Regions from separate parts of the Homo sapiens genome. Here region 2 is linked to region 1. A link is a loop called in an ENCODE intact Hi-C map of the cell type or tissue named here. Cell type or tissue: CD4-positive, alpha-beta T cell. All regions are shown on one strand. Each heading gives the region's core, and the rest is flanking DNA. Links, peaks and the distances in the headings are about the cores only. Region 1 has its middle 220 kb from the start of CXCL13. Region 2 overlaps BMP2K (BMP2 inducible kinase).

Region 1 (6,917 bases), core at 901-5,900:
TCTCCCTGACTTAGATGGTCTCCCTTTGAATGGAGTAGCCTTCGGAGTGTCTAAGGGATATTCAAGCTTGCTTTCACGCCTGAATTTAGTGTATCCGTTTTAATTAAAATGAAACATCTTGACTGCTAGCTTTTGTCCTCTTATATGCAGATACCAAAGTGGGATTGGATGTTCAAAAGCTTTGAGGGTGGGAAGAAAGCCCGGGGACAGAAATTGAGGAGGGAGCTGGAGGAGTCTGGGAGGATCAAACCACAATGCATGCACGTCTTACCTTCTCAAGGAAAGAAGAAAGGTCAGGTAGGAAGTGGCTTAGACTGAGGAGTACAATACTAAGTGTTTTGGCAAAGCAGATGGCAAGTCCCAGGGCCCAACTTGCCCACTGGGAGTTCCAAGTGTCCTAAATGAGCCTGCCATAGTCTCCCAGCTGCACTGAAGCATCAGCTGGAAGCAGCATTTAGGAAGTGTGGTGTTCTAATGGACCCACAGTTGGCCCCTGTGCTGCACAGATCTACTTCCCTACACCAGTTCACAGAGCAGTGACTCCATGTCCACAGGCCTCTATTTTTGAGAGGAAACTTATACAGGAAGATGTTAGGGGAAGAAATGCAACTGCTGTGGCTGAAGTGGGTCTTGGCTCACAACTACTTCTCCTCTTCCACCACCAAAATCCACCCTGAATTCCCTTTGCACTCAGCTATCGCCTCAGCTGAGGATTGGTGCTGATCTGGTGGTGTGATCCACACCTTCATCCTGAGGTATTTCAACCTCTAGTGAATAGATGCTTAAGATAGGGCTACTTAATGCCCCAGTTACAATGGGACGAGAAATAAGATACTCAAGTGGAATACTTGGGTTCCATTCATGTTCTTTACTGCTCCAGGGTGCCTAGTCTCCTGCTGGTCATTCTGTTGCCCTGCCACAAGGATGACTCAAAGTGACCAGTAACTCACTTGAAGCAGTAGAAAATGAGACCATTTTTCCTTCTCAACTGTAGGTTGCAGCATCCCTGTAATCATTCTACTGGGGATACAGCACCTCTGTAATGTACTATGGCATCATGAAGAAGGGCACTCCAAACTCTGAGCACATTCACTCAGTGCTGCTGCATGGCTTTCTGAGTCTCTCAGTGCTGAAGTCACCTGATTCAGAATGATGTTGTATGATACCAGGTTACCTCATGATTAGGAGCCCATTCTGTACCACTTCTTTCTGATTCCAATTTATTGGTGACATGTCTGTGTGGAATTGCATGCCTGTGGAAGGAGCATTGCAAATGATCCCAGATAGTAGTGGTGGTAGAGATTCCTCAAGGAAGAAAGGGACATTCATAGTAAGATAGTTGTCTATTCCTGTGAGTCTATATGGCTGACTCTTTTAGAATAGAAATGGCTCAATGTAATCAACTTGCTAACAAGTGGTTTTTTGGTCTCCTTATCAGGGTGCTATATGGGGATGCAACATTTGTCTAAAGAGCTGCACATTCAGAGTTACTAGACTGTCTCTAGAAATTGGCATTACATGCTGTTGGGCACCTGTGTAGCCTCCATGTCTGTTGCCACTATAGCCTGTATTCATTTGCTAGTTGGCTGATAACTGGCAGTCATTTTGTTTGGGTGGCTCGGTGAGTTTCTGTGGCTGGTGCTCTGTAGTGAGTCTTCACATGTGAAATGAAATTTACATGTCTACATGAACACACCTTTTCAGGGTTCTTTGTCTGACTTTGCAGTCCATTTGCATCTGGTCTACTGGTCAAGTGGTCGGGCCATGGGCCTCTGTTGTAGATTCATAGCAGATTAATTTGAGCTGTCAATTACTTTCCTCAAAGATGAGGGCCTGGGAGGCATTTTTATTGGTGTCATAGCCATAGAGCATAGCCAAGAGGCTTTAGAATTGGAAATAGTGTTCTCACTTAGCAATTTAACAAGTATGTCTTTCTTAATCCCAAAGTGGTACTAGTTTTGCTGATATAAGCTAAAACTCATAAAGAATATTGCTGTATGACTTAGGCATATACCTGCCTTGGTGTCTTGGCCCTTCTAATAAGGAGATGAAAAATATGTTGGAAATACATTTGGATTCTCAAAGTTGAAAGCAGGCTGGCCCTGGTATTCCCAGTACTGGTCAGTAATGCTTTGGCTTGCTCACAAAGCCTTGAGCCAAGGGTCAAGACAATGAGGAAGAAATACCCATCTGTGTTGCGCTGAGGATGGTGGCAGAAATAGGTTTCTTGCTCAGATGGTATCTTCTCACTTCAAGCCCTCTTCCTTTGGAAAAAGTGAAACTTCCTTTCATTGTTCTTGTCTTTAGGATGGGATTGAAATCTGCTGTGAGTTTAGACCTTTATCTGTTTCACAAGACTCCCTGTATTGAGTTGAACATGAAGACTCATCTTTCCCAGTTCCCTAATAAGAGTTCCCAGGCTTAAAGCTCTATGAGAGGTATGTCCAAACACACTCAGGCTTGTAGGATGTATAAGAGCTTTGCCTTCTAGCCCCTTGTCTCAATGTCCCCAATTTGTATGCAGAGTTAAACTATGTCACAAGATTCCTAGTTTATAGACAGGCCTATAATTGAGTGATGGGGGATGGGGGGGCTTGACCTGCCAACTACGGCAGTCACCTGCATGTTCTGGGGGAGTGGCTATGCCTGCATGTTCTGGGGGAGTGCTAGTGAGCCATATTTGGTGTTATGGGTTATGGAATAGGATATCACTGTTCTGTGGCACAGCTATACATTCTATATTTTGCTTCTAAATTGATCATCTTTTATATTGTGGGGCAGGCAAGTGTGTAAGTTAGAGCCTTGACCTTGGTAAAGGTTGCTTGGCACTTGGCACTTTGTTTTTTGGGGAACCAAGAGTTTATTTCTGCTTTTTAATCAGGGACTCACTCAACAGAGGTCTCCATGTGAAAGCAAGTCTGTACTAAAAAGCTAAACAGCACTTCTGTGGACCTCTCAGTGGTTATTTGATTGGATGGCTCAAAGTGTATCAGATCATGAGTTTAACTTCCTGTATGAGGGAGATGGCTTTAGAGTCCAGGATGAGGTATCTGAGACCACAGGACACTGCTAGAAACTGACTCGCTGACTTCTATGCTTCACGAGATATGAGTGGTCTTGTGCATCCCTCCCAGGGTTTCTGGAAGTGCATGTGGGGTGTGAAAGAATCAGACAAGTCCCAAAGGTAAACTGCCAGGGCAGAAACTCTGAAACCTGATTCACTGTGTTGGCCAGAAGAGGGCAGCACTCACACAGCAGAACAACTTTACGCATTCAGTGACTTCAAGGAGGATCCATACTCAGAGCCAACGATCCCTGAGAAAGCCTGGAGAGGGGTTGGGGCCTCAAATGAGCAGCTTCTTAGTGATGTTTCTGGGAAGAAAGAATGGACAAGTGAGTGGCCTCTTGGCCTGATAAGTACTTTGCACTAAAAGAGATAGGAAGGCCTCAGAAGCAGTATCAGAAACAGTCAGTCTCTGACCTTCTGTTCTTCTGTCTCCTGTTTGTTCTTTCCAAGACAGGTCACAGAAACTAGACTTCCTCTTCCTCAAGGCAAGTCATAGAAACTAGAAGCCCTCTTCCCCAAGGCCAGCTGTAAAACCTGGAAAGATTGCTCACTTTCTCCTTGCCTTTCTGTGTAAGGACTGGCCATGAAGAAATTCTGACCTACCTTGACTAATAGTAGGTTATGAGACCCTCATTCCACAAGGGGTCCTGCCACCAACCCAGGTGGAAGAAATGCCAGAGACAAAGAATCTAGACAGGCCTAGGTGGCTTTCCCAACTCAGTCTATTAGCATTAGGTCATATATCTCTGACCATTTACAGTCCTACATGGCTGTTCATACATCATTAAACCTAAGCAGGAAAATAGAAAGTTTTCTGTTTCTCCGTGGGTCTTCATTCTGAAGGTTCCCATGTCAAATTTTGATAGCATTTTGAAAAATAAATTTGGGCATACAGCCCTGGGTAGAGGCACTTCTTGGTAGGGAAATGGGTGAAGGTAAAAGGAACCTGTCTCAAAGCAGATGATCCAGAGTAGGTGTTGGAGAAAGATCTCAGTGGGGGACCAGATGCGGAAAGATTAAAACAGAGCAAAGATCCAGAGAGGCAGAGTCAGCTCTTTGGTCAATAATAAGCACCTTGGTTGAGTAGATGGTCACAGAATGGCATGTTTCTCAGAGGGACTTGTGCTTGAGCAGCATATACCTGCCTTAGTATCTTGGCCCTTCTAATAAAGGGATGAAAAATACATTGGAAATAGTTTGATTCTCAAAGTTGAAAGCAGGCTGGCCTTGGTATTCTAGATCCATCATGTGAGCACGTTTCTCTTGTGTGCATAAAACAGCATCTCAGAAGGTGTAAGTGTATGGATTAGTGAGACTTCTATGCTTTTACCCTGTATTTTTTATTGCTCACAAATCTTATGCAAACATGAGCTTTCCTAGGCTTACTTAATATTTCCCTTTATGTGACTATCAGTGACAAAGTGCAGTGAATTAAGCAATGTGAGCATAAGGTGTAGGCCTTGTGAGAACACAGAGCACATGGAAGACCATCAGCATCCTCCTTGCGCTCATGTGCAGCTGGATTTGCTGGTGAGCACCCACAGGGTCATTTTTGTGTGTTTTCTGTTTGCATAGTGTCTCTTGCCTAGAACACTTTCCCAGTACATAACAATGACTACAGATGGTGACCTGAGATAGCAAAGAAAGTCTATAGTACATTGGTTCATAACAAACTCAGTCAGCTTTTGGTTCTTGTAGAGAAGCTAGAGTGTTTTAAGAGAGTATTTTATGCTAGTTAAGGAAGTTATTAGAGTTCTGTATGATGTAACTTTCTTGGGATTCTAGTCGGTATGATACGTGGAATTTATAGGCAAACAACATCTTAAGGTAATTAAGCTCAGATTTTAGTCTAGTTTTGAAACTCAGTTCTGACTTGACTGAGTGGCTTTTGTTACACATACATTTTCTGCTTATGTAAATTTAATGGTATCTACAACTAGGTCTCGAAGCATGCGACATTACTGATTTTTCTATAATTTTTTCTGAGGACTCTACTGGTGGGAAGATGAATATCTGGTCCTTCATTTCCTACTACTAGCTTGTTGGCTCTAAGTATGAATCCTCCCTAATGTTGCTGAATGTGTAAAGCCACTTGGGTGCTATCTAGGATAAAGTGGGCAATACTTTATACCAATTCCAGGAGGTAGAACCAACTTGGAGGTTTTAGATGTATATGTGTTAGGTTGGATAAATAAGCCACACAGGACGTGTTCTTGAAGAGCCATACACTAGGCAAGAAACCATGGTTAGTGGTAAAATCACTGCAATCCAGTGCCATAATGAGGTAGAAAAGTTGGCATGCAAATACTGAAACTAGAGACATCTAGGAACCATGACAGATCATGGAGTTGCCAGAATTGGGCAGAACATGTAATTGGAGAATGTTGAGAGTTGAGGGAGGACTTCATTGTAATGAACAGGCATTCTGGGCACAGAACAGAGGAACTGCATTTCTCTAGGCCCTTTTGTCTGTGTTGTAGATTAGACTGTTTAGAATAAAAATTGAAGTGGAATTTGGCAGGAAGTATGGTATGTAGAGACCAAATCCTATCCTGGATGGGAAAGGAAACAGGATTGGGTGACAGGAGCACTTAACTGCAGTGCAGGCCCAGCAATGCCTTAGCCAGTGTTGGTATTCATGTGGCCCTTCAGCTTGTTCCATGGTGGCCTGAAATAGCTGATCTTTATGTGTCTGCTGCAGTCAGTGATTGGATGGGGGCTGCATGGGAAGGGCATGCCCTTGGAGCTGAGGCAAACCCTGAAGTTGACTGGAGGCTGCTGACAGTGCTTCAAGCAGCTAGGGCAACATGTTTTTGAAGGGGATCTGGTTGGAGCATTCCTATGCCCTCCAAATCCAGTGATTTGGTGGAATTGTCTACCCTTTTTAATCTCTGGCCTGTGTTAACACATGCATATGCTCAGCATAGCTTTTTTTTGGCCCTACCTTTCCTACTGAGCTCCAGATGGAATCTGAGCTTTAGGTATTAGATGATTGACATGAGAGACAGAAGCTATGAAGTGACTAGACAGGTTGGAGACCACTACATACCCATTTTCACTCTCATAACCTAATGAGGTTCTTGTTTGCAGAAAACTAAACTTTCAGAACAATTTCATGACACATAGCAAGTGCAGTCTATAGGCCTCCCACATGTCACTTCTACAGCTTACAAAATTGACCAAAGTAGTTCATGCTGTCTCCATGTCCCAGATGGTTTGGACCACAGGGAAAATTCATTTTCTTAACCTTGGTCATAGGTAGGTCCAGGCTGTAGGACTTTGTGTCTTAAATCCATCCTCAATCTTTACCCTCAGTAGTTTGCTACATTGAAAACCTATCCAAGGATTCTGATGGCTCGAGCAGAGCTATTATAGGATCCTTATCCCAGGCTCCTCGGGTTGGGGTAGGTCTCCAGGCAGAAGTCTTGTTCCAGTCTTCTCACAGGCATGGGGTTGGGGAGAGAAAATCCAAAGTTTTCTTCACAGGACACAGCAGTAGTTTAACCCTTTGCTTGCCTTATGATATGAATGTCTTCTACTTGGACCTGAACCCTCAGCAGAATAAAAAATTAGAAACAATCTGAGATGGTTCTTACTGCCTGGAACTGGTACTCATGTAAGCATGGAGGCCAGATGGGCAATGTGGGCTGTGTAGGCATCAGACTGGCAGGGAGTGGACAAGTGGATTCTTGCATCACCTGGTGGAGGGAACTAGTCTCTCCAGGGTATGCAGAGGTAGGGCAGGGGCAGGTTCAGCTGTGGCAGCAGCTAGTGTCACAATAGTGACCCTAGCCAGAACTGGGGCAGTTGTCATGGATGTGGGGCCACTCAATCCCCAAAGTAGGAGGGA
Region 2 (6,917 bases), core at 1,323-6,322, 1.5 Mb after region 1:
AAACTTTCTGCAATTAAAATAAAAAACTAAAATGAGACGTTTTATTTTTTTTCTTCCAAGAATTCTTCTATTCCTTCAGCTCTTCCTGAACCGATGACTGCTAGTGAAGCAGCTGCTAGGAAAAGCCAAATAAAAGCCAGGTAGGCAAAACTATGCTGAAATTGAAAAGGCATTAAAAAAAATGATAGGTCTTGTTTTTAATCCTAGCAAGTGTAATTGATTAAATATCATCTTCATCCACAAAGAATGTTGTGTTGCTTATTGTATGTGGTATAATTGAGATAGCAAATACAAAATAAGCTTTTAAAAATATTAGATAAGGAGTCTGGCATCATCTCACTGGAACTGTTCACTCTATGACAAGTGATTATTTAACTGATGATGTGACAGCGGGTCTTTTTTTTGGACAGGATTTGTCATTTTCATCACATAGCAACTCTAGTTTAGGAAATACTATGTTTTGAGTTTATAGATGTTTATTTTTTTAATTTAAGGAAAGAAAAAAATAGCTCCTACAGGTAACTAGAATATATAGAATATGTATGTACTTTGTAGAATTTGTAATGAGTGATTATAATACTTTTTAAGGCTGGTATATGTTTTCAATCTTATTTTTCAGAGTATTTATTATATTAATAATAAGTTTGAACTATATTATGTAAGTTAAGACTGAATCTGTTAATGATTGATTTTTCCCCCCCTCACACTTTTTTGAATTTAAAAGTTAATAAGCAGGATTATATCTTAGATTATCAGACAGGTATAATACTACATTTGGGGAGATTTCTTGGTCACAGCAATTTTGTATTGTATGCTATTTATGCAAAGTTTATTTGTTTACACAATACAAAAATATATTTGTTCATATGCTTTTTATATGCAAGATGTAGACAATTTAAACACAAAGAAAAAAAAAGCAGTTTTTATTTCCAAGGAGTTCACGTTCTAATTGACAAGTAAACGATTACAACCTGATAGATATTAGGCTACTTTGAGAGTGTGGAGGAGGGGAAAGACTGGGAACAGAGAAAACAGGAGCACATAAAGGATGCTTTCCCTGCGGATGGGAGTTGCTGCACTCTTCCTTGAATGATGAATAGTCAATCACTTGGAAGGGTGTGGAGTGAAATTATAGCAGGCAGGCAGTTTAGGCAAGAATGACTATTGTGAAACTACAGGACTAGGACAAAAGGGGACATATACAGGAGTAGTGGGAAATGAAGCTGGAGAGGTAGATAAATGCCAATCATGAACAACTTTGTTTATATATCATGCTGAGAAATTTGGACTTTGGCCTATAGGTCAGTTAATTTTCAACCTTCTAGTCAGTTCTACTCTTTGAGACTTGGTTGTGACTGTGTTGTAAATGATCTGTTACTTATACATTGTTAAAATTTCATTTGCGAATGACTTATTTTAAAAAATGGTGTTACTTTAAAAATATCTTCATTCACTTGAATTTCAAAATGTTCTTTTGAGAAGAGGTGAAGGTGTAAAGTTATATCTAACTTGCAGGAATCCAGGTTGAACAGCAATTGGTCTTATCTATGACATAGCTTTAATTAGCATCCACTGTTATAGTTGAGTGTTAATTATGAATTATTGTAGGATTTGTCAGTTGAATTTTATTGTGACTTCTGTTTTTTAAAATAATTAGTAAATAATTAAATCTTTGAGAAAGTAGGTGCAGATTTTTAAAAAAAGCGTAAGTCAGCTGAACAAGAATGATGATTTGATTATTTTTTCACCCTAATGCAAGTTATAGCTTTAGAGTTACAAGACAATGAAATAGTGCTATTAAAATTCACAGTGCTTATTTATAGTATGTTAAATCTGAACATTATGTATATTAAAAAATAAGGTTGATTGGTACTTATTGGTTACTAATATAAATTTACTCTTTATGAATATTAGTGAAAACTTGAAAAAATCTAAATGTATACAAAGCTTAATATTAAAAAATTTAGTTTTTTCCATGTAAAGAGCACATTTTGGGAGGAGAAATCATTTACTAGCAGTTTCATTACCCACGTTTTCAAAAAGCGCCTGTGGGTTTCTCAGCTGCCTTCAATCTGTGGTATTCTTTGCCTTCTTAAAAGGTCGCTCTCATCTCCCCAAACTTTGCATCTGCTCTTAGTATGGTTTAAGATGTGAAATTTATCTGACACATGTCTTAAAGATTGAGACACTGAGAATCACTGGCCTGGCAGATGGAAACATTGAAGGATTTTAAGCAGGAGAGTGTGAGTCTGAGTTCTAGGAAACCTGTGATGATTTTGTTCAGGTGATGGCAAGGAGAAAAGAAGGGAAGCAGAAAAACAGCTCTGTGACTGTTGTAATAGTGAAAATGAGACTGTACAGCAGTATCGATGCAATAATTACTGTTTTTAACTTCAGTCGATTTTGTATCTTCCCTATGCCTAATCTGCCCAGGCATTTTCTTCCCATTCCTTCACATAGAATGCCTGGTTTCTTTGTCACTGCCTAATAAAGTCAAACTTATTATGAAAATTTTAAACCCCAGTTTCTACCTGAAGCCTTCTGTAGCCAAATTAGGTTAAAAGTACAATTACATCTCCATAAATTCTTGACAGCACTAGCTTGGCACTGATGATTTTTACTATCTTATATTTATTACATTTCCACTAACATATGCCCTGTCTTCCTAGGTATGCTGTAAATTCTTTGAAGACAGGGTGTTATGCAGTGTTTTGCTGGATATCAGTAAATGTACAATACATATTACTGTATTGATAAAACAGAGACATCAGAGTGAACAAAGTATACAGACTTTTAATATGCTTCTTAGGGCTTTTGCTATGCCTACGTGTGTTGTGAATCTGTAAAGAGGGTTTAGACCAGCAACAAGGCAACATCAGGTCTGGCCTGTACTAGCCGTTTAATACAGAATGGATAGTTAAAGAGAGAGATTGTGTACAATATTTCCCCCAAATTACTTGAGCTTAGGGAGTATAGCATTGATTGTAATGCCACATCAATAATTTAATGTCAGTAAATACTTGATTATCATTAAAACAAGATATAATTGATTACATATATATATACACCGATATATATATCGGTGTATATATATATGTAATATCTGTATATATTTGGCCTATTAGTTAAATTTTCATGTCTTTTACCATCCCCATCCCATCTAGAGCTTAAGTGTTACTTTCAGAAAACGGCATACATATAATTCTAAGATCTTTTGATTCAGTGTCACGTTTTTTTTTTTGGTACCTCTTGGAAAGATAGTTGTTAATAGGGCTCCCTCTTGTGGTACACACAGATATTGGGAAATAACTGGATCTGTGCACTTGTTGATAGATGCAAATGCAGCAGATGTGTGCTTCATAAATCATATGTATGTAAAAATTTTAAGTATTCACTTGAAAATGTGTAAGGGGATTTAATAAAGATATTTTATTGTGAATCCTGTTGGAAAGTGAACATTTGGTCCTATTAACAAGTATTTGAGTTTTTGTACTTAATTTATAGAAAGCAAGTTGATAAATATATAAATATTTTACCTTTTTTGTTTTTTAAAAAAAGCAAATGTTGGTGTCTTCTCAAATTATATTTATTGTTTCTTGATTTCAAAACTGTGTTTACTGCTTAACCACTCACATCTGGGGCCTAAACTAAGTCCTAGTGGGATAAATTTTATATACTTTCCATTCTGTGTTCTAAGTAAAGCAAAGTTAAAGATTCAAGAAGTTGAATGTGAGCAGGTGGCATCTGTTAAAAGTTTTGGCTTATTTTGTTTAACGTGCCCTAGGCCACAGTCTTTTCTTTTTTTATGCCTTGGAGTCCAAGTAAAGGGAGATTATTCCTTGTTGTTTCTTATTTTTATTTCCCTGACAAGTTCAGAGAGTGGCTGTCAGTTTTGTCCAAAAGCTTATGAAAAGGTTTCTGTTTATTTCCTTTCAGTATCATTTCATCTCCTTAAGAGCAGTTTCTGGGACTATATTCTTTTTCTGCTGGTTTCAGTAGGAGATTATGAATGGTTGTGTACTGTTTTAAGGAAAATTGTTAGTTTTATTTATTTTTCTGTGTTTAGTAAACGTTTAATACTTGAAAATGAGCCTTAGGAGAAAGATGAGGACTAATGCGATTATCAGTAATAGTTAAAATGTATCTGTTGAGTTGGATGCTTTATAGAATAAATAGTAAATTAGAAATAATCCCAGTATTTAGAATGAAATATATTCTTCTGTTGTAGAATAACAGATACCATTGGACCAACAGAAACCTCAATTGCACCAAGACAAAGACCAAAGGCCAACTCTGCTACTACTGCCACTCCCAGTGTGCTGACCATTCAAAGTTCAGCAACACCTGTTAAAGTCCTTGCTCCTGGTGAATTCGGTAACCATAGACCAAAAGGTAATAGAGCCCCGCCAACCTCATCCTCTTAAAGGTTAATGTTAATAAACCTTTCATGATTTGATTTCCTGACCTCAGGTGATCCTTAATATTGTAAAGTAGATAACATAATGCTTTCAGAAACTTTCTATTGATGTCTAATAAATTCAGTTGGTTTCTCAACAATTCAATTGTTGTAGGCAAAGGGAAGTTACTGGCAATATAAAAGTATGGTACAAAAAACTCACAATTTGCTTTGATACTATAAATACAAACTCTTATCCCTAGAGTCATCAACTAATAGGGTTTGAGGTTGGGAATAAAGTTCAACGGTATGGAAAAAGTCTATGTTATATGAGAAAGAAAGTTGAAACACTAGTCTTACAAAGTTTATGTCTTTGTATTGCACCTAGAGCCTTGGTGAAGGGCTATCTTGAACCATCCATATGGACATTACAACATAAAAACTTACCTGATTTTGAGAAAAATTTACTCATCTAAAGTATCTCCTAAGCATTATGGTACAGTGTGGTACTTAAAAAAAATTTTTCCCCCCAAAGAAATGTCCGTAACATTTGAGTAAACTTATTTTTCTCAAGGATCTGGGAGTATAACCTGAAGACTCACCTTAAAGAAATCCTGTTTTGCACTTTATTTCATGATAAATCTGTCGTGTTTTAATGTTAAAATGTTTTTAATGAGGATACCCTAATGGTTAAGAGTGTACGTTTTGAGTCTCACGAACCTGATTTGAGTCCTATTTCTCCCATTTTTTAGTAATATAGCTTCTAAAAGTACTAGTACCTATCTTAATAGGATTATTGGGAGGATTAAATGGCTGTTTAATGTGCTACCTGATACACGGTATGCCTTTGATAAATGTTAACTATTAACTACTGTTGTTACTATCAAGTAAAGTATATGTTCAGGAAAGGTGATGTTTTTATTTTTTATTTATTTATTTTTTTGAGATGAAGTCTCACTCTTGTCCCCCAGGCTGGAGTGCAATAGCACGATCTCGGCTCACTGCAACCTCCGCCTCCTGGGTTCAAGCCATTCTCCTGCCTCAGCCTTCCAAGTAGCTGGGATTACAGGGGCCTGCCACCACACCCAGCTAATTTTTGTACTTTTAGTGGAGATGGGGTTTCACCGTGTTGGCAGGCTGGTCTCGAACTCAAAGGGAAGTAGGCTTTGCTCTGTATTGGATACTGTCAAGAAGAGGGCATATGAAGCTGGGTGCAGTGGCTCATGCTTGTAATCCCAGCACTTTGGGGGGCCAAGGCAGGTCGAATTGCTTGAGGCCAGGAGTTCAAGACCAGCCTGAGCAATGGCATGGTGGTACACACCTGTAGTCCCAGCTACTGGGGAGGCTGAGGGGCAGAGGATCCCTTGGACCCAGTAGATGGAGATTGCAGTGAGCCAAGATCTCACTGCTGCACACCAGCCTGGGTGACAGAATGAGACTCTGTCTCAAAAAAAAAAAAGAAAAAAAGAAAAAAAAGCAAGAGGTGTTATGATATGTTTAGGTTTCTTAATATAAATTTTGTCTAGAAAGAAGGAAGCTAAAGCCTCAGTAGCTAAAGATGTTGAGGCATTTTTGGGGTTTGGACAATGTTCATGGTTTTGTCGCTGTTCAGACATGATTTTGGAGTGGTCTTATTTTGATCCATCAAAGTCATAGTGTCCTTGTCTAATGTTGTATGAGATTATTCAACAGGAGAGCACCAAGACTTAGCTGTGATTGCCAGGCCTAATCCTGATGTCAGGGGCCGTGTTTCTCTTTCTTACATGCTTTCAGCTTAAGTTGGAAAAATGTTCCGCTTTTTCCCCCAATAAGTGCATTTTTTTTTAACATTTCTTCACCCTTTAAAAATAATACAAAAATTAACACGTGAGTATTGTATTTTAAAATATTCGGATTATACAGTAGTATTCAGTGAAAATGTAAATGTCTCCCTCCATTTTCTTCCCAGAGTTAACCAGCGCTGTTTAATGGTCATCTTCCCAGTCCTTTTTTATGTTTTTACATGTGTATATACAGATATAAATAATTCATGTTGTATTTAAAATAAATGGAGGCCGGGCATGGTGGCTCACTGCCTGTAATCCCAACACTTTGAGAGGCCGAGTTGGGTGGATCACTTGAGGCCAGGAGTTCGAGACCAGCCTGGCCAACATGGCAAAACCCCATCTCTACTAAAAGTACAAAAATTAGCTGGGTGTAGTGGCATATGCCTGTAATCCCAGCTACTTGGGAGGCTGAGGCACAAGAGTCACTTGAACCCAGGAGGTGGAGGTTGCAGTAAGCCAAGATCATGCCACTGCACTCCAGGCTGGGCAACAGAGCAAGACTCTGTCTCAAAAATAGTAAGTAAATAAAATAAAATAAATGGAGTCATACTATACATACGTATTAGTTCGTTTTCATGCTGCTGATAAAGACATTCCAGAAACTGGGGGAAAAAAAGAGGTTTAATTGGACTTGCATTTCCACACGGCTGGGGAGGCCTCAGAATCATGGCGGGTGGTGAAAGGCACTTCTTACA

The links. A loop is a pair of places that touch in the nucleus more often than their neighbours do. Peaks named below come from ENCODE experiments on the same cell type or tissue, not always from the same donor. Only the 100,000 strongest peaks of a DNase experiment are listed, where the experiment ranks them.
Region 2: a loop joins it to region 1, with 32 times the contacts of the local background. A loop is called at or near these places in 2 of 110 quality-filtered maps.

Annotation. Positions count from the first base shown.
Region 1 is chr4:77,382,330-77,389,246 of GRCh38, forward strand. No RefSeq gene overlaps it. Among named protein-coding and RNA genes, the nearest start is that of CXCL13, 220 kb to the right of the region's middle. In CD4-positive, alpha-beta T cell, for the core only: a CTCF peak has its summit at 3,224 (motif pointing right); a DNase peak (open chromatin) is centred at 3,242.
Region 2 is chr4:78,861,329-78,868,245 of GRCh38, forward strand. BMP2K (BMP2 inducible kinase) reads left to right here. Exons shown (of 16, transcript NM_198892.2): 9 at 61-140; 10 at 4,229-4,392. Among named protein-coding and RNA genes, the nearest start is that of PAQR3, 75 kb to the right of the region's middle. RefSeq lists an enhancer at 1,127-1,421. In CD4-positive, alpha-beta T cell, for the core only: a CTCF peak has its summit at 3,305 (motif pointing left); a DNase peak (open chromatin) is centred at 3,283.